2 separate regions of the Mus musculus genome follow, and region 1 is linked to region 2. Evidence: chromatin loops called from intact Hi-C (ENCODE). Cell type or tissue: heart. All regions are shown on one strand. Links, peaks and the distances in the headings refer to the core of each region. The heading gives the core; the rest is flanking DNA. Region 1 holds the start of Cdh12 (cadherin 12). Region 2 overlaps Cdh12 (cadherin 12).

Region 1 (10,779 bases), core at 1,326-9,325, 300 kb before region 2:
TCTACCCACTGAACTATCTCAGTAACATGACATTTTTCATCATTTTTACAGTCAATATCTAATAATTCCTCATAGTTTTAGATTCCTCTTCAAATGTTTGAATCTGTTATGGGATTCTTTATTGTTATGAGTTATTCAACCATGTTTTATCACACATTTCCCACGGAAGATACTGATTTAAATCTGATCTAAACAACTCGGCTAAGGATGCAGGATTTCCAGGTATCATTCTGTTGTGTTGTTTTAGTGTTGGGAAGTAAGCCATCAAAATCAGTGTTGTCTTCAGCAATGTCCTGTCATCACTGGATATGTGTGAAAGTGTTTTTCAGGCTCTTCAAAGCATCTTGGGATATGTGCAACTTCACACAATTGGAGAGAGTTAAATTATTTTAATAGGGAAAGCAATGTCATTGAAGTGGATAAATGATATTTCTTATGATGTGGCAGCAAATCATTGACTTGTGTAAATTATGAAAAGAAACAGTTGACAGGAAAAGAAACAGGGCATTGCAGTAAGGGCATATGAGTGGAGTTGAGCCATCACATGTGGAAGTTAAAAGCATCATCAAAAGGTCTCAGTAAAGCACTTTATTTTATAAACAAATAAATAATAATAAGATATATCATTTGATAGCCCATCTGTAACTAGATCAACTACATCATGTTTCACAAGGTATGATAATCTCGCAGTCTGCCAAGTCCAGTTAGAGCCACAGGAAGCACATTTGTTTTTCTATAATATTACTGGCTGTAGATCAAAAGCTGAAGATACGCTAGGTTGATTTTTCAGTACAAGGTGTAAAAAGCTAAAAACAAATGGACAATGATATATGTATAAGGAAGTCATTAAGAATTTCACAGCCCTTATATTTTAAACTGAGATGGCACTTATTCCCCTATATAAAATTTTACTAAACTATTATCTGGATAGGTACTAGGACATTAACTTTAAAGTTGTCTTAAACTGTGATTGAATGTAAAATGCTTTGTACAATTTGGGAAACCATTACAAATACATAGCAGGCGATTTTATTCCCTATTCCATAAGGTTTCTTGAGAAAATAGGAAGTGATTAGGCCTGGAGAGATGGTTTCAGTGTGTAAGATAATTTGCTAGTTCTTTGTTTGTTTGTTTTTGTTTTTTGTTTGTTTTAAAATTAGGGTCAGAGTCTGGATCCCAAACTATAGCAGGCAGCTCACCACTGGCTGTAACTGTAGCTCCAGGGGTCAGACACCTCTTGTCTTCTTTGTCAATTACACAACAACACACTCACACACACACAAAACAAACATAAATGCAAAATAAGAAATAAAATTATAAGAAGAAAGTTGAATGAAGATATGTAAATTGTTTTCGATTATTGTGGACATGATAAAATATTAATCACACAGACAACCATTGATGCAAATAAAAAATAAGATTAGAAAAAAGTTGAATGAAGACATTCAAATTGTTATAGATTATTATGGACAAGATAAAATATTAACATTTTAACTACTTTGACACATTATTAATGTTGGAATAGGAAGAAATGGCAGTTTTCATTATGTATAGTCAAGTATCCTATCCAAGTAAAATGTATATACACATAAGTAATAAATTACATATATCTTAAACCTCCATAAGCAATATATTGACAATTTCTATGGTCTAGAAAGATTTCTATATACTTTTCCTATCTGCCACAGTCTCCTAATGATCTTTTAATAATTTAGTAGTCTATAATTTTAGTATGAATTTTAAAAGATAGTTTAAACCACACTCACAGTATTCTTTATATATATTTTCATTTTAAGTTAACCATTGGTCACTTTATTCAATATGTCTTCAGAGTTGTTTTGACCATAGCAATAAGTGTGGGAAAATACAAGTAAGAATTGGTTGCATCAGATAAAATCAACTAAATCCTCTTGACGGAAAATGTTAGAACTGCTTAAACATTGATAAAAGTACTCATAATTCTAATTTTTTCACTTACTTTGTGTAAAACATGAAATCCACAACTTATGGCTGGTTCATAGATTACTTTGAGCTATGAAATCAAACTATGCTTGTTATGTTATTTATAGCATGAAACAATTAAATTGTGAGAGGCATGGAAATGTGAGAGAGAGGAGAAAACTGTGTGTTTGCGTATAACCTTTTGTTCTTGACTGCCTGATTATTTCTGCAGGCGGTAGAAAGGATATCACAAATTATTAGTCAGATAATTTATTTTGGAGCTGGCTCAAAATCGTAAAGATAATATACTTTAATTTCATCTCATTTCACCATTGAAATTGTTAAAACTGTAGTCTTGTTAAATGTCGGAAGGTTATAAAGCCTGCTAGTGGGGAAATTCTGCCTATAGTCCAATACTTCTGAGAGCATGCTCAGTGGTTTTAACACTGCTGCAGTTTTATCGTTTCTGAATTTCTCAAGTGCACAGAAGGGAAACTAGTCTCAATAAAGTGAAAAATGGCCCTTAAATGTTAGTAAATATAGCTAGCCAGCCTCTGTAATTTAGACTGAAGGAGAAATTGGTATAACTTGTGAGGAAGGACCTGTTAGTAATCAGAATATATGTGTGATAGTATTAGTTTGTGGCTGGAGCTACAAGATTCCGTTGTTAGTACAATATTTATTTGCTTTTAATATTTAAAACAACACCATTGCTCTGGAATTTATTTTCTCCCTATTATTAAACCCAGAAAAAAAGTTTTACAAGGAAGTACCATCTGACTATAAAGTCATATGGAAACTTTTGGTTAATATATGTATTTTGAACCAACACTTAGAAAATTATTGTATCATTGCAGATGCAAATAAAAATATACAATAGTATTCAATATCAGGGGATAGAGAGATGACTTGGTGGTTAAGAGCACTGGCTACTCATGTAGAGGTCCTGAGTTCAATTCCCAGAAACTACATTGTGGCTCACAAATATCTGTAATGAGATCTGACTCCCTCTTCTGGAGTGTCTGATGACAGCTACAGAGTACTCATATAAATAAATAAATAAATAAATAAATAAATATTTTTGGAAAAAGTAAAAAAAAAAAAAAAAAGAAAGAAAGAAAAGAAATAGCCAATGTCAAACAACACACATTAGAAATCTAAGAAAAATCCCAGAACACATCAAATGTTAACTTACCCATTGGCTCAGGGTAATTTTCCTTTCATTAAATGATGGTCATTGAATATACTTTTGGGGACAAACCTACATAAGTGGAAAAAATTGTAGCTGGACGTATATACCTAACTGATGCCGCTTTTCTTCCAGCATGATTCAGATGACTGTATTTAGTAGACAGTGGGAAGCAATAACACTTCTCTGAAATGGAGACCATTGGGTCTCTCATCAAATACCAAAGTCCAAAGGACAAGTAGTTGCCCTTTTTATTTCTCATTTTCCTGTCATGGAGATATGATAAAAAATATTAAAGGCAACGTATTTCATGAGATTCCTGTAAGAATAAAATGTGATAATGGGTACAGAAACTTACTGGCAAAGTTTAAAGACTGAATTAATTTGAGTGATCATTTCATTGTAGACAGAATGTTTTTATCAGACATATTTAAAAACTGTGGTCACAACATTTCTCCAAATTCTTATGAATATGTCTAGTATTTCCAAAGAAAAGATGAAATGGTTTTAAGAAAAACTTCTAGATGCAGCTTAAACAATCTAGAAATTAATTTTGTGCTCTGCATCACTTTGGATATTTGCTACTGCATTTGCATTTTGGGGAGGTTGAATAGCATACATCATCCTAAATTCCAACTAGTTAATACACAAAGGAGGAGACATGCTTGAAATACTTTTCTATTAAAAGTAATGACTACACGTGATTATTTGAATGAGTCAAGAAAATGATAATGCCTTTTAGTTCTTTACTGTTTTTCTGTAAGAGTATCAATACACTTCTTCATCCTCTGCCCCACAGTTCCTTCCAGTCTCTCTCCTACTGCTCTGCAGATCATGGCTTTTCATTACTTAATTATTATTTTTAAATATACGGATTTATTCACAAACACACACAATCGCACACATACACTCTTCTCAGTCCATTTTGTGTTGCTTGTATCTATTCTTTTTAGGGCTGACCACTTAATATTGGATAACCGATTAACCAATTTGAAGGCTTATCCCTGGAAAAGGTTAATTCTACCTCTCTCTACAGTGTTTAATGCCATAGAATTCTCCATCTAGAGGTAGTGCCCTGTGAGATTCATCCACATACATTGGCATGTCTGTTGGTGTTCTTCAGGTCTTGTTCAGGCAGCCATATACTTGATATTTGCTTGATATGGCTTCCCCCATCATGTCTTGAAGACACGATTTCACTCTTTCTCTGGCCCTTATTCTGGACGCTGTTATTCTGTTTCCTCCCCTGGGATGTTACCTGAGCCTTAGGTGGTTTGCTTGTTTGTTTGTTTGTTTGCCAAAATATGCTATATGCTACTGAATTAAAAACAAAACAATATTTTTGAAAACTTGAGGTTGAGTTTACTTTTAGGCTAGTTTATTTTTTTAAATTTTATTTTGTAATAACGTATCCTAATATAGTAAAAACAACCTATTGCAATGAAATGTTTATTCAGTTATAAAACCTAAAGCAAAAAAATGCCAAAGTAACTTCCTGATCCCAAAGCATATATTTACCCTTGTTTTCTAAACTGGAAATTTTATCAAACCCATTCAATTTTTATAGATAGTTATTTTTTCTAGTTCTATATTTTCTGTGAACTGACTCTTTGACACTGTTCAGTTTGTTTATATTTTCTGAGCTTGAATTAACAACATAATTAAGAGAAACCCCGCAAAATGGCTCGCTGGTAAAGGTGTTTGTGACCAAGTATGACCATCTAACTTAGATTTCCAGAACCCACATGATGGAAGGAAAGAAATGACTTCTAAAAGTTGTTCTCTGGCCACTAAAATACTCAATGGATATATGACATGTTTAAAGGCAATTAAAAGATAGTATAGTGTGGATAACAGTGTAAGGCTTCATATGCCATACACAAAAGCTTTAAGCCACAGCTGAAGTTTATTCAGAGTCCAGGGAACAGGCAAGTATTGGATGTGTAGCAGGAACTAATGCTTCCACACGGCTCAAGACTCTTCACACTCTCCCCATGGTGTAGTTTTTCTCATAAAATCTTTCAGAGGTCAGGCACAGAGTCACATATACCAAAGACCCACTGTCTGTAGGGACGGGTTAGCAAAAGGTCTTACTTTGGGAATGGAATGTCTTGGCGTGTCCATGGATCAGGGATGTTAGAATATTCAGCCAAACCATCTTCGCCGGCACAATGGCAGTTCCTTACTATACACCTGCGTAACCTTTTTAATGATACTTGCTGGCAGACAGGGTTTGGGAAAATTAGAACACTGTTAAGTCTTTTAAAAGTTTTGTTTTCCCCTCTGATCATAGCTTTATTGAATATTTTATTAATTTACATTTCAGATGTTATCCCCTTTCCCGGTTTCCCCTCCATAAATCCCCTATGCCCTCCCTCTTCCCATGCTTCTATGAGGGTGTTCCCCTACTCACCCACCCACTCCCATCTCACCGACCCTGCATTCCCCAACACTGGGGCATGAAGCTTTTACAGGACCAAGGGCCTCTGCACCATTTAATTGAAGGCTCACAGAATGGGACTGGGAACGATACAGTTTTGAGAGCGCTGTAACTGCAGGAACAACTTACACTACACATCAGAGCCCTGAAACAACGTAATCATGCTATCACTTGTAAGTGCCCCGTTAAAGCCAGTCTGGAGCGCTGTGAAGAAATTAGCAGCCCTGTTCCTGTTTGCTATTTATGAGCTGGACGCATTAGTTTCGATTTAAGGGGCCTCTTTTCTGCTGGAGCTCCCCACTGCCTGGCTATAATTGGATAATGCGCTTCCTGCTTAAGAGTAGCAAAAGTTGCTGCTTTCTGAAGTGAATCGATCAAGCTTTTTTTTTTTTTTTTCACCTTCAGCTCTCATCCTCCACCAGTTGAGGGAGCACCAGACCTCTTCACAGGAGACTGGAGGAACCCCCTCCTTCTGGGGCCTCTCCCTAGAAATCTTGTTTCCTCCCAAAGGGACCCAGCCCTAGCCACAGCAGTTCAGTTACAGCCTTGAGTTTTCTTTCAGCAAGAAGTTTCACCACCACAGTGTTAGTCTATTAATGAGAGAGATCAAAAAGGAAAGTTTACTTGGTGTGTACAAGGCAAACAGATTCCCTATTGTGTTTATTTGGGACATTTTGTTAAATGGGTTTGGTAGTTTTCGAAACTAAATGTGAGTACTATTACTGTAATACAAAAGGAGAGTGCTCTCTCTCTCTCTCTCTCTCTCTCTCTCTCTCTCTCTCTCACACACACACACACACACACACACACACACACACGCACAAAGGGATGCCATATGTCCCAGTTGCGACCTACATGGAGAAGGCAGGCTGAATATGTCACACAGTATTATTGTGAGAGGACAGTCGTCAGTTTCCTTTCTGGCAATGAGAATTTTCTCACCCTCAAGACATGCAAATGACTTTTTTCATCTGTTCTTTTTATGTTATTTGCATAATTTTCTCCTGCAAAAGTGAGAGCTGTCAAGAATTAACCATTTGAGGCTTCCACAGTCAGTTCTGTGACCTTTTCCAGAGCCTTAGATCTCTCCTGGGACCTAGTAACTTTGGATGTGGGAGAGTGGAGGATACTGAGAAGTGGGAGAAAGGGGGGATAGTGGAGGAAGAGGATCAGCAGGTATGGAATAATACCTCACTACATTTAAACAATTGCTTCATACTTATTCCCTTGGATAGAAATACCTTTCTTGCTGTTTCTTTCTTCTCATCAGCATTTAATAGAAATGATGTCTCTGTTAGGTGTGATGGACTCTTACGTTACTTTGGGTAACCACATGAATCTTTTTGTTTTGTTTTGTTTTGTTTTGTTTTGTTTTGTTTTTGTTAAGTGTGATACTCATTTCAAATGCTATTTGAAAAAAAAGGTACCGGAGCAGATCTCTGTCTTACATGCATTGGTTTGTAAGCTTGTGTCTGCACGAAACTGCCAGATAGGCTTGTTTAGTGTGAATCCTGTCTTTTTACAAGTCAGAGAGTTGCCCTCTGGAGGGCTGTAATAAACCTTTAAAGTCATTTTAGTTAGACAAAGGTTGATATATGCAGCAAGCTAGGGGCAAAGGCAAATGCAGCGATCTCTTTTATCACGATGCTTTAAACATGTTTCAGGTTTAGGCTTGGCTTACAAATCAGCCCGATCAGTCTAGTAATTGTCTCGCCGCACCTTATATCTAACACGAATGCATCTTCCAACATCCGCTGGAGAAAGCAGATTTGCTGAAGCCCCGCAATGGCTAACACTGTTTCTAATCAGCCTATAAATTATAGTCATAGTTGTAGTTTATCCATCAGGCTGGGAAAGACCAGTTTCCCAAGTGGGCTTGCTTCCTTTTCTGATTCCCAGGAGACCCACAACCTCTCCGCATGCTTTGCCTGCACGCAGGGGGAGCATTGCTTGCTAATCAGGTCAATGAATACCGCCTGGCTCCAGGGACATGACAGGCGTCCATCACAGCAGTTAGGGAGACTGAAAACAGTACAGGTTCACGGAGAAACTCCCGCTAGAAAACATCGCTCAGTCCTAATTTACTCACTGAGAAATCTCCAAGGATTTCAGCTGATCCTTTTTCTCCCTTCAGACAGCGAGGAGCTTGGCATAAACACAGGCAAAGGAGAAGAGCACGCTGCCCCTCTGTGGGTGTTGATTGAAAACTTCGATCTCCTCACCCGTTTATGGTTGATCTGAAGGATTTCTCACTTGATCACCGAGAGTATTTCAATTAAGGTAAGTGCTGCTGCGCCTGACTGGCTGCATCGCGCGGAATCTCTGCACGGGAAAGTTCTTACTGTCTGCCCTGACATTCTGCACTGCAGTAAGTGGCTATCTAAAGCAGGGGAAGGCTTAGTTTTACAAGCAAGTGTCCTGGATGGGAGACTGAATTTGGAGATAATGGCATTTCAGAGGAGTCCTTATCAAATCTGATAGTTCTGCATTTCACAAAAGAAAAATAAAGGGATATACGGGGTGAGGGGGAGATGACTTCATTTTTGCTTCTGTAATACCCGATTAAAAACCTGCAGGATGTCAAGGTAACTTGAATTTGTTTGAAGTTATTCCACGATGTCAGGGATAAAATTGGATTCTTAAAACCTTCTAAGTTTAATTGGGGGCAAAGAAATTTGCAAATAATTTCTGAGATCTTGGTCAGGTCTCTAGTATGTCCCTGAGCTGCCTTTAGATATAAGGATGTGAGACTAAGTCTCTGAGAGTTTAAAAGTGTACATTTAAGAGATGAACTTTAATATAGGGTCTAGCAAATGTTTTTCAGAGAAATGAGCTAGAACATTAATTATTCTATTGACATAATGTGTAGTCCCTATATAAGATAGATGGAATTCGCTTATGAGATAGGTTTTGAAAAGAAAGAAAATATTGCTTTCTGAAATGTTTGCTTTTAGGAAGGTAAATCAAGGTATTATGTTGAATCTTGACTTTTAGGTATATCATTTCTGAAGTTAATTTTGCAATCCACCTATAGTTAATTGAGGCTAGGTTAACGGGTCACACACAGTTTAGGGCAATTATCCACCCACTTTCAAGAAAATAGTCCATCTTATTTCTTCTGAATCCCTTCTCTTCTATTTGTGGAAAGTATCTAGAAAGATCATGGTAAAACTTTTCCCAAAGTTAATTTAATTAGGTAAACTTTCTCCTTTCTCCTTCAATTTATACAAATCAAAACACCCTGATGTATTGTTTGCAGACTATGGTAAATATAATAATGGGAATCACTCTGTTCACCAAATTCACAGAGGATATATTGACTATCACACTGGAAATAAGAGAAAAGAGTCTATGTACCTTATTATTGTGTGGGTCCCTTATTATAAAATTATTTTAAACTAATTAAATACACTATTTAAAATACAGTTTGATTCTGTTGCAGTAGTTTGCATGCTTAGTTATAATAACTAACCTGAAACATTAAAGTGCAAATGATATGTCTACTTGCCTTTTGTATATGATTTATCATGGTACCCCAGATGTGTCTTTAAAGCGAGCACTTACATTTCCCAGATGTTGACTCCAGTTTCCTCCCATGGGTATTTTGAGCTGGAAAGTCTTATAAAATATCACAACACTGTATTAATTCACTATCTTTCTGCAATCCCCATTGGAGCTATTAAGGTCAATGCTGGTGCTATTGGTTTCTACACAGGGACACAATGCTTGTAGAAGTTCTTTAGGCTTATGTTCTTGCTAGTTGTGTTTTCAGTCAAAGCCTGAAAATCTTTGCTATTTCTATTGTACTGTGATGTCTATCTCTTCATTGGGAGAGGGTGGCTTCTCCAATACTTACAGATAACTCTGGAAATCTGTGTTCCTAGTACTGACTATGCAGGGCAACTTAGTTTCTTTCCATCTTTTTTTTTAAGCAAACTAGGTAAAGAGATAAAAAGCACAGGCATATTTGATATGAAATCATCTTTTTGTTGCTAGCATCAGGTCTATAGTCCATGTACTCAGTTTAAACTCATGCTAGATTCAAACTCAATGAAGTTATGTTGGACATTGTGATCAATGAAGTGTATGGCCATCAAATGATAGACACTCTGTGTCCTAATGTATTTACATGTAAACATCTAAACAACTAAAGTCCCAACTCACACAGAGTATTTCCAAAGGATTTTTAATATTGCTATTGTTATTTTCTTATTTTCATTATGGAAACATCTGAGGGAATGGAGACTCTCTTGTGAGCCATTGCACATTAGTAGCTCACGTCCTCAAGATGACTCAGCAGATAAAAGTGTTTGTCACCAAGGCTGAGGGACTCAGCTTCACTCCCATGGCCCAAAATGTTTAATGAGAGAAAAGGTTCCTGCAAATTTTCTTATAACTCCACATGTGCACTGTAGCATGAACACACACAGAGGGAGAGAGACAGACAGAGAGACAGACAGACAGACAAAATGTAACATAATTCAAAGGAAAGCTAGGAACTATTTATTTTAGGCCACAATTATGTTTTACTTTTCTCTTACTATATTATGGCCACCTTTGACATACACATCTATGAACTTTAGGATTCTCAACTTTCACTCATTTGATTGCAATTTATTCCATCTATATCAGAAAATAAGTATTTTATAGGCCATATTCATAGCGCTTTCTAAAAGTGACAGTTGTTGAATCTTCATGAAATTTAGACTTGTACTATATCTTAGTGGTAGATCATTTGCCTAGGATGTGTGAGTCCCTAGTTTCAAATCCTAACTCTCTCTCTCTCTCTCTCTCTCTCTCTCTCTCTCTCCTCTCTTTTACACACCCTCACACATATACATACTCACACTCACAAACTCTTTTCTCTCTCTTACATACCTTCACACATATACATACACAACGACAACCACACACACACACACACACTCACTCACTCACTCATCTAAATCCAAAGCCACTTTTAGGAAACTGAGATTAAAAAGATGATCAGAGGACTTCATACTCAGGCCAAAGAAAACTACATTATTGAACAATATAGATATATTAATTGGAAATGAGTTTGAGAAGGCAAATCAAGCAAGAATAACAGCAAATAGAGTTAAATTTAACAAAGTTTACTTGCTGTTTATAAACTTTTTAAACATTCTCATATGAAGAAATAACATCTATGTGCTCGCTTCGGTAGCACATATACTAAAATTGGAACGAT
Region 2 (10,779 bases), core at 1,370-9,369:
TTGCTATCCCAAAAGTCACCCATACTCCCCCACTCCCCTACCCACCCACTCCCACTTCTTGGCCCTGGAGTTCCCCTGTACTGAGGCATATAAAGTTTGCAAGGCGATTGGGCCTCTCTTTCCACTGGTGGCCGACTAGGCCATCTTCTGATACATATGCAGCTAGAGACACGACCTCCGGGGGTACTGGTTAGTTCATATTGTTGTTCCAAATATAGGGTTGCCGCAACACCTCTCCTGGGCATATATCCAGAAGATGTTCCAACCGGTAAGAAGGACACATGCTCCACTATGTTCATAGCAGCCTTATTTATAATAGCCAGAAGCTGGAAAGAACCCAGATGCCCCTCAACAGAGGAATGGATACAGAAAATGTGGTACATTTACACAATGGAGTACTACTCAGCTATTAAAAAGAATGAATTTATGAAATTCCTAGGCAAATGGATGGACTTGGAGGGCATCATCCTGAGTGAGGTAACCCAATCACAAAAGAACTCACATGATATATACTCACTGTTGAATTTTTAAAAATATATATTTTACATAAATATGTGTTTTCTTTGACCTTTTGGTATTTTTCTGACATAAGTTCTGGGGAGTCACCAGTTTTACTGCTTCTATATCCTTAGGAATGAGGGACCTTGTAATATGGTAAATGTTGGACTACCTTAGTTGAGTTTTCTTTTTGACTTTCTGAGGTTGGGTGAACACCCTTTAGCACATTCTGAGTCTTAAGGAACTGAGCTACGATTTAGAACAGAAATTATTATTAGGCAATAGTTTGTGTTATCTCTGTCTCTCTCTCTTTTTTCTCCCTAATTCTCTATCTATGTCTCTCTGGCCCCCAGGACACACTGCTTATATAAGGACCAGAGTTAAGATTCCCAACAATCACATGGAAACCTCAGCACTGTCATATGTCCTGTATTATTTTGAAATTGACACTAGGAGTGTTAGCTGGGATCATTGAAGTTTGATGACTACCAGACTAGCTTTAGAATTGGTTTGAGAATCTTAAAGTCATAAAGAATAAGAAAGAGAGTTATGATGAAAGATGGGAAATCAGATGTTTTTCTCTGGCATCCAATAATGGGCATATGGGCAAAAATTTTCCCAGAGAAATGTTCTCTCTCTCACTAACACACACACACACACACACACACACACACACACACACACACACACACACACACAGAAACTCCATGTTTTGTTGAGAATTCTTGACATAGTAATGTGTTGGGATTAAAGGCATGAGCCACCACGTCCGGACATAGTAATGTTTAGAGATGACCTTATTCATCTACATGTTTAATAAACATTTGGGGAAATAGATATCAGTTGATGACCCATCACTATACATTTTTATAAGACAAGTAGCTTTACTTTGAGAAGCAGAGCTCACGTGAAGATATTTAACGTATGCAAAAGAAGAGTTTAAATATTCCTGAGCATCATCTTGTAACAGTAAGTCATTTATTCTTATTTGTATGACTTTTTAAAAGTCTGCAGTCTGTGAACATCCACTTCTGTATTTGTTCGGCACAGCCATCTTTTGGACAGATCACAGGGTACTGAATGAAGAAGCTAGAGAAAGTACCCAGGGAGCTGAAGGGGTTTGTAGCCCCATAGGAGGAGCAACAATATGAACTAACCAGTATCCCCAAAGCTCCCCGGGACTAAACCACGAACCAAAGAAAGCATATGATGGAACTCATGGCTCTAGCTGGATATGTAGCAGAGGATGGCCTAGTCAGTCATCAATGGGAGGAGAGGCCCTTGGTTCTATGGAGGTTATATGCCCCAGTATAGGGAACTGCCAGGGCCAGGAAGTAGGAGTGGGTGGGTTGGTGAGCAGGGGGATGGTGGAAGGGATAAGGGGGCTTTCAGCGGGGGGGTAGGGGGTGGGACTAGGAAAGGGGATAACATTTGAAATGTAAATAAGGAAAATATCAAATAAAAATTGTGCAGTCTGAAATGCCTTGCTAATCTTCTATGAGTAGATTAGCAGAATTACTAGTTTGCCAATATTTGATTTGGAACTTTCATAATATATTCCAGAACTCTGAAAATAAATACTAATTGTAACATATGAGTAATTATCTCCTGAACAGAAACTATAAAGACTTTTTGTTGTTGTTGTTGTTGGTTTTTGTTTGTTTGTTTGTTTGTTTTCGAGACAGGGTTTCTCTATGTAGCCTTGTAGACTCATTCTGTAAACCAGGCTGGCCTCGAACTCAGAAACCCACCTGTCTCTGCCTCCTGGGTGCTGGGATTAAAGGCGTGCCCCACCACCGCCCGGCTAACTATAAAGACTTTTATTGCTTATTTGATCAAGGTCATCACTGGGCATCATTATATATAAGAAGTTAGTAAACAGGCAAACTGCATTACAGGAAACACTCCTGTTTGCTTTGTGTTCAATTAAGCATCACTTAGATTGATAAACTGTGTCCTGGAGACATGTGTGGTCTTAAAATTAGTACATGCCAGTGAAGAGAAAAACCAGCAATTTTACAAGGCCAAGTGATTGTAGGGGCATTCGTGCCTCTCTTTGATTTCCCTGAGTCTTGTGGACTTGGCATTATTTATTTTGAAGGCAGCGAAAAGCACAGGGAGAGTTTTGGTTTATAATGCACAGAGGAAAATCCACATTGGCGCATTTACCCCATCATGTGTAAAAGCAGAAACTGAGCTGGCATCACTGAGCCACAGGAGGACAGCAAGGACTGACTTGCTTTCAACTGGTGATTGGAGTGGCCCCTGTCAACTTGATTCCCACCTCACAGTGGCTGCCGGAGCTAATCCAGAGTGGGGCTTAATGGATGGGATGGTAATATTCAATACCACTGGATCCTGGATATACATAGTTTAGATCAAAAAGAGTAGAGCCTGTCAATACCAAATAATGTAAGCCAGAAAAGTAAATTGCCTTAAAGGGAACATTGAATTTAAAAGTGATATTACATTTCTCTATAGAAACACAGTAAACTCGTTAGCTTCAGGTGATATTCAAGGCTATCCTAGCTAAACTCTTTTAACATTAAACTATAACAAGTATGTGTATAATGATGTGTGTGTGTGTGTGTGTGTGTGTGTGTGTGTGTGTGTGTGTGTGATGTCTCTGTGTATCTATGCTTTTATATTATTATGGCTGTGTTAAATCAAGTAAGAGGAGTGCTGCTAGAAGCTATCAATTCCTGTTCTTCCAAACTGTAGAGCATCTTTCATGTGCCTTTAAAAGATCATTTTCATTCTTCCCTGTATTTTACAAGCACAAAGTTCGCAGCCAATACATTGATCAACTTTGTGTCCCTCAAGGTCAGTCACAGAAGAGACGCGAACATTCTACTGCTTTAGAGGAAAGGGTTTTTCTGTGCAGAGCTGCTTTGCAAAATGTGAGCAGCAGATGCAGAATTAGGAAGAATGAGTAGTTTGCAAGCAGCTGCTGCAGAGGCGGTTTTCTTTTGCGGAAGCAAATTTGACTATCTAAACAGTCCCAATTCTTCATTCTCTGCGTCACTACTATGCCTGTTTTTAACCCATCACATTTTGAATATTTTGGGGGTTTTTAGAAGCTCAAAAACTAGATAAGATGGCAGGAGTTAAAGTGTAGCAAGCATCCAAACCATAAACTGTGTCAATACAATATAGGAAGGCACATGATTTTTCTGAATGGATTCTTTTCTGTTTGTATTGCTTTGTTTTGTTTTGTTTGTTTTTATGCTTTTCTCTCATAGATTACTCTTCTCGAGCCTTCCCACCTTCCCTCTCTGCCAGATCCATCATCCCCCTGTGCCTCCCATCAGGAAAGAGCAGATCTTCCAGGGATATCAACCAAACATATAACAAGCAACAATATGACCAGTCACTTACCATCATATCAAGGCTGGGCAAGGCAACCCAGTAGGAGGAAAAGGGACTCACAAGTAGGAAAAAAATGTCAGGGACAGCCCTGGTTCCCACAGTTTCTACAAGAAAAAGTTATTCAGCCATTTCATGTATAGAGTTGATTATGTGGGCCTTTTGCCTGCGGTGTCCCTGACCCACCTGATTCCTTCAAACCTTCCTAATCCTTCATAGGACTCTATACAATACCCAATGTTTGGCTGTGGGACCATGCATCTGTTCCCATTAGTTTCTGGATAGAGTATCTCTGGTTTCTTTGATAATGACTCTGCAAGGCTACAGGTAAAGAACACTCTGCAAGTAGAACAAACTGTAGGCCAAATGTTTTGTGGTTGGGTTGGTGTCTCAACCTCTCCACTTGAGGTCTTGTCTGGTTGCAGAAGGTGGCATGTTCAGACTCCATATGCATAATTTCTAGAAATTCTTGCTAGGCTTACTCTCATAGAATGCATGGATTTTTAGATTGCACTAGGTTTCCATCTTGTCTCTGAAATGTCCCCATGTCCAATCATTCCCCCTAGTATTTTCTCCCTCCCTGTCCTGTTATCTGATCCCTCCTGTTGATTGCAACCCCACTCTTGATATCTATTCTATTTCCCCTTCCCAGAGAGACATTTGCATCCCCCACTTAGGTCCTCCTTGTTACTTAGCCTCTCTGGGTCTGTGGGCTGTAAAACGATTATATTTTACTTTACAGCTAATAGCCACTTATAAATGAGTATATAGCATATTTGAATTTCTGGGTCAGAGTTACTGATTAGGACAATATTTTTTTTTCCGCATTCCAACCATCTGCCTGCAAATATCATGATACCATTGTTTTTAAAAGCTAAGTAATACTTCATTATGTAAATATAGCACATTTTCTGAATAGATTCTTTAGTCTCATCAAAAGATGTGCCATTTGATCAGAGGTTTACATGTAGGAAGTTCTAAACTTTGTAAAAGTATCCTGAAAGTTTCTGAAAAAAGATAGCATGTGTTCACTCTTACACACAGAAATCATTCTTTTTAGAGTTTCTGTTGTATTGTAATAAAATAAATGCTTCACACATTTGCATGATATTCCATCGGTGTCAAGCACTGGTCTCTTATGCTTCATTCATTGATACATTGGAAGGAGTAGAAGCAATGCTGAGATGTGGTTCTTTCAATACGTATTTTAAGTGAAGAAGAAAATGAATGAATGATCTAATGCATGTTTTAAAATTATTTTTGGGTTAAACTCAATGTGCTGCTCGCTATACAATACATTAGAGTATTATAGAAAAGATGAAATAAATTAAGTAAAATAAACTATAATAAACAATATTTACTCATATATTTCTTATGAGTGATAGGAAGATATGCTGTCATATTATCTTTGGACGCATCACCAGAATGCAAGCCGTAGAAATATTTATTTTCCTGGATATTTGAAGAGAAGTAATTCAGAACAATAAGGATGTTTATTTTGTCTTGATTCTCATGTGTCATGTGTATAATCAGCCTTTTGTAGTAAATAACTCATTAATTAGATTTTAATGTCTCTAAATCCTTCACAGATAATGTTGACTTTTGAATTAATAAATTTGTATGTATTACTCTTTTTTTTTCCCCAATGAGCCACCTAACAGGTTGCTCCTATAAGGAGTGTGGTGACATCTAGTGGTCAGATTCAGCACTGAATTAAAATAGGAAAATTTTGGATATGTGTTGTGTGTGTCTGTGAGTCTGTGCATCTGGGTATGCGACTCACTCTGTGTGTGTCTCTGCATGTTATTCTTGTGTGTGTGACTGTATTGGTGTTTCTATGTGTCTGTGTGTAGCACTTATTTTTGCAATTGCTAAAAACATGAGAATAATGAAAGATTCCTTTCAATAAATAGATGAATGAGGCTGGAAATGTAGATTAGTGGAAGAATACTTGCATACTCTCTGAGAGAGAAAAGTCATCTATTATTTATTTATTATTTATTTATTTATTTAATTTATTTAATACATTGTATGTTCGCCAGTGCATGGCCAAGCCCAGATCCTACCAAATGTGTGACACATTGTCTACTACTGAGGGCAGTTTCTTAAATCATTTCCTACAGAGCAAAAATGGATGTGAGGCAAAAACTTTACTTATCTTACCAATGATGTGTGATAATTAAGCTATTGTAACAGACATATGTGAGAAATCAGAGGAAAATTAACTTAATATTAAAAAAAGATTTAAATGGATCATACTGGAGCTGGAATTGTGGCTCAATGGTTAAGAACCGGTAAGAAGGACACATGCTCCACTATGTTCATAGTAGCCTTATTTATAATAGCCAGAAGCTGGAAAGAACCCAAATGCCCTTCAACAGAGGAATGGATACAGAAAATGTGGTACATTTACACAATGGAGTACTACTTAGCTATTAAAAAGAATGAATTTATGAAATTCTTAGGCAAATGGATGGACCTGGAGGGCATCATCCTGAGTGAAGTAACACAATCACAAAGGAACTCACACAATATGTACTCACTGATAAGTGGATATTAGCCCAGAAACTTAGGATACCCAAGATATAAGACACAATTTGCTAAACGCATGAAACTCAAGAAGAAGGAAGACCAAAGTGTGGACACTTTGCCCCTTCTTAGAATTGGTAACAAAACACCCATGGAAGGAATTACAGAGACAAAGTTTGGAGCTGTGACAAAAGGATGGACCATCTAGAGACTGCCATATCTGGGGATCCATCCCATAATTAGCCTCCAAACGCTGACACCATTGCATACACTAGCAAGATTTTGCTGAAAGGACCCAGATAGAGCTGTCTCTTGTGAGACTAGGCCGGGGCCTAGCAAACACAGAAGTCGATGCTCACAGTCAGCTATTGGATGGATCACAGAGCCCCCAATGGAGGAGCTAGAGAAAGTACCCAAGGAGCTAAAGGGATCTGCAACCCTATAGGTGGAACAACAATATGAACTAACCAGTACCCTGGAGCTCTTGACTCTAGCTGCATATGTAGCAGAAGATGGCCTAGTCGGCCATCACTGGAAAGAGAGGCCCATTGGACTTGCAAACTTTACATGCCTCAGTACAGGGGAATGCCAGGGCCAAAAAGTGGGAGTGGGTGGGTAGGGCAGTGGGGGCGAGGGTATGGGGGACTTTTGGGATAGCATTGGAAATGTAAATGAAATAAATACCTAATAAATAATATTTTAAAAAAAGAATGTGTATCACGTATTCTTCCAGAAGATAGAAGCTTGCTTAGCATCAGGCATGTTGTGTAGTGTTCAACTACCTGTAACATCCTCCTGAGCGTGATCAGAAGGCCCTGGCATCCACAGATATCTGCACTCACACACTTATCACACTTATGCACTTATGCACTGCAATCACTAATCACATATCATCAAAAATCAAACCTTAAATTAAGCTTAAGATATGGTAATTGCAAAGAAATGAACTCACTTGCACTCAGTAAGCCATGATCAATTTAAATGTCAGTGGATGATAAATACTTTTGTAGTTAGTAGTTCTATTCAGAAGTCCATTTTTTCTTTATAAAATATTTGTGTTAGTTTCATAGATTATCAAAATATAAAAATGTTAGACTAAATAGCTTTCTCTTTTTTCCTGTGCATTTTAAAAATAATTTTTTATTTAATCTTTTTAACTTATACTCCTGATTTTATACCCATCCCAGTCCACCCTCTGACTGTTCCACACCCCACCTCTTCTCAATGGCCTGTCTCCAGGAGAATATCTCCAGCTCCCCAACACCCACCTTAGCAGACCTCTCCACTCCCTGGGGCCTCCAGTCTCTTGAGAGTTAGGTGCATCATTTCTGACAGAACCCAGACCAGGCAGTCCTCTGCAATATGTGTGTTGGGGGCCTCATATCAGCTGGTGTATGCTGCCTGGTTGTTGGCTCAGTGTCTGAGAGATCTTACGGGTCCAGTTTAATTGAGACTGCTGGTCCTCCTACAAGGTCGCCCTCCTCCTCAGCTTCTTCCAGCTTTTCCTTAGTTCAGCCATAAGATCACCAGCCTCTGTCCATTGGTTGGGTGAAAATATCTGCATGTGACTCTTTTAGCTGTTTGTTGGGTCGTTCAGAGTTCAGTCATGATAGGTCCCTTTTTGTGAGCTCTTCATACCCTCAGTAATAGTGTCAGGCCTGAGGACCTCCTCTTGAGCTGGATCGGCTTTGGGCCTGTTGTTGGACCTCCTTTTCCTCAGGCTCCTCTCCATTTTCATGCCTGGAGTTTTTTCACACAGGAACATTTTTTTTTTCTTGTACTGAAAGAAATTTTAATTCAAAAGTATGCATGTAGCCATAAATGAGAATTCCATGAAGATGTGGGAATATAACAAAACCTTCTAAAAATCTAACAAAGATTAATTAATCTTAAGCAGTCATTTTTTGCATAATGACTTCTTCAAGCTACAGTAGCTTGCACATAAAATTCTCTCCAAATCATTTTTATGGTTCATTGTTTATTTCTCTTCCTTCATACTAAAATGGAAACTAGTCTACTATCCTAATGTGAGGATCATTGCATTGAATAACTATAATGAAAATTCTGCCTATGATCTATGACTGTCTGCAGTGGGATGAATAATAAAATTAAAAGTTGTATAGAAATATTTTTCCAAGCTAGCTCCTTCTCATTAAATACCTAAATTTGAAATATGATTGCATTTTTTTTTACTAGAAAGGAATCTCCAGTCACAAACCATATAGAACACCAATAAGACATTTTCCTTTCTCTAATTTTTTGTTGCAGTTGACAAAGCTTGTTGGCATTGATAATAGCATTGTGAGATTTTGCTTATAATTTTCTGTTTCAGTTAGAAAGGTTCTCAATTATTAGAGCCATTTCATGATCTTCAATACATTACCTATCTTGAAATACAAATTACCACAAAGCATAAGTTATGCAGGGCCCATTTGCTTGTCTTTTCCTACTTGGGACAGGCATAATGGCAGCTACCAACATTTTATGTCCTATTGTTTGTTTCCTATGAAATAATGAGAATCTTGACTTTTTCTACTAGTCACAAGGCCTTGTCCAAACTGCAGTACTGTCTCTTCTGAGACTATGTTGTGGCCTAGCAAACACAGAAGTGGATGCTCACAGTCAGCTATTGGATGGATCACAGAGCCCCCAATGGAGGAGCAAGAGAAGGTACCCAAGGAGCTGGGGGGATCTGCAACCCTATAGGTGGAACAACAATATGAACTAACCAGTATCCCCTGGAGCTCGTGTCTCTAGCTGCATATGTATAAGAAGATGGCCTTGTTGGCCATCAGTGGAAAGAGAGGCCCATTGGTTGTGCAAACTTTATATGCCTCAGTACAGGGGAACACCAGGGCCAAGAAGTGGAAGTGGGTGGGTTGGGGAGTGAGTAGGAGAGGGTGTGGGGGACTTTTGGGATAGCACTGGAAATGTAAATGAAATGAATACCTAATTAAAAAGAAAAAGAAAAAGCCATAGTCTACCACTCTCAAAGGACCACTCTTAAACTGATACTACATTTTCTCTACTCCTAAGACAAAAACTCCCTGAGGATACCCTGGAAGAAATTCCACAGATAATTTGTAATTCTTAAAGAAAATATCAATTGTACTTTGGATATCCTTGGTCTATGGCCTTTCAAAGAATATGTAATCTCTTTTGATATCAGTGCCTTTAGTGGTAAAGTGTGGGACCTCCTGACAGTTTGTTAATGAATGAAATAAGTTAACTTCTTAATGCTACACTGATTTCAAATATTGTATTAAAAATTGTTGCCATTTCGCCCTTTAGTTTTCTATTGTATTTAACATATTGATATTTATTGAATTTGTGTCAGAAAAGTATTAACTCATACTCTATCTGAATTCTACCTGGTGCCTCTACCAAAGTATGAACGAAGAGGGAAAATATATGATTATAAGTATGTGTGCTTTGTATATAAATACACAGGAAAAAAATCAAAATCATTTCTCAAGAGACTGGTTTAATCCAAATTAAAAAAAAAATAGTATCTCAGAAGCAAAAATTTATACAATGACAAGAAAGAGAGTGCTTTAGGTTGATAGACAGTAAGAGAATGAAATAAGCTAACAGAAACTTAGCAAAGCTTATTAATAAAGATGTAGAAGAAGACCTGCAGTTGCTTCAGTGGAGAACAGTTGTTACCCCAAGAGTTTCTGTGAGATGGGGTTGACCATAATATCTTTCTTCTTTGGAGATCTATGTCCTCTTTAAGGGCAAACAGAGATCGCCTCAAGTACTCCCTTGTATTTGTTTCTTCATGTTCTCTATCCAGCTCTTCTTCATTTTTGTTTCTCATAAATATATTTTGTCACACTTTCCAAATCTATTTCAATTTTTAAACCACAATAGTATTTGTTTTGAATTTATACTGAGTAAGCAAAAGAGTTTAAATCAAGCAGTAACTGAGATGAGCTATGAGTTGGATCTGATGTCACAGGACAATGTATCTGTATAACAGAAGATGCAAACAGAGAGCAGAATATGAATATTAGAGCAAATGTGATCTGCAGCACATAAGGCACATGTATCCTGCTGGATATCTAAATCCTGGGTGTATTTGACTGTTGTCTGGTTACTAATCATTGCTTGTTACTCGGGTGCATCATTCAGATTTATTGTCCTGTCGCTTGGGACTTTATTGGATAAGTAGGCACTGCCATTTTCTAACAGTTCTGCACACTGAATTTTGAGCAGTACATACACCATTGAAGAGGAAAGATTCAGAAATTCCCTCTTAGTCTTCTCACAAGAGCTCCTCTCAACACACTTCACACTTCAAAAGTCTACGAGAGAGACGTTTTTGAGTGTGGACTTTTTCTAAGCAGGACTAGATAGCATCTAGACTGCCTCTTCAACATTTTT

Evidence for each region. A loop is a pair of places that touch in the nucleus more often than their neighbours do. Peaks named below come from ENCODE experiments on the same cell type or tissue, not always from the same donor. Only the 100,000 strongest peaks of a DNase experiment are listed, where the experiment ranks them.
Region 1: it touches region 2 in a loop (4-fold over the local background); 15 of 42 quality-filtered maps call a loop at or near these places.

What each region holds. Positions count from the first base shown.
Region 1 is chr15:21,103,630-21,114,408 of GRCm38, forward strand. It overlaps Cdh12 (cadherin 12), which reads left to right and starts at 7,823. Exons shown (of 12, transcript NM_001008420.2): 1 at 7,823-7,850. Gm25101 (a small nuclear RNA gene) reads left to right here and starts at 10,740; the gene lies at 10,740-10,779. In heart, for the core only: a CTCF peak has its summit at 6,006; no DNase peak of the experiment used is centred there; H3K4me3 peaks cover 1,520 bases.
Region 2 is chr15:21,401,954-21,412,732 of GRCm38, forward strand. All of the region lies in intron 3 of Cdh12 (cadherin 12), which reads left to right. Among named protein-coding and RNA genes, the nearest start is that of Gm25101, 290 kb to the left of the region's middle. In heart, for the core only: a CTCF peak has its summit at 5,554 (motif pointing left); no DNase peak of the experiment used is centred there.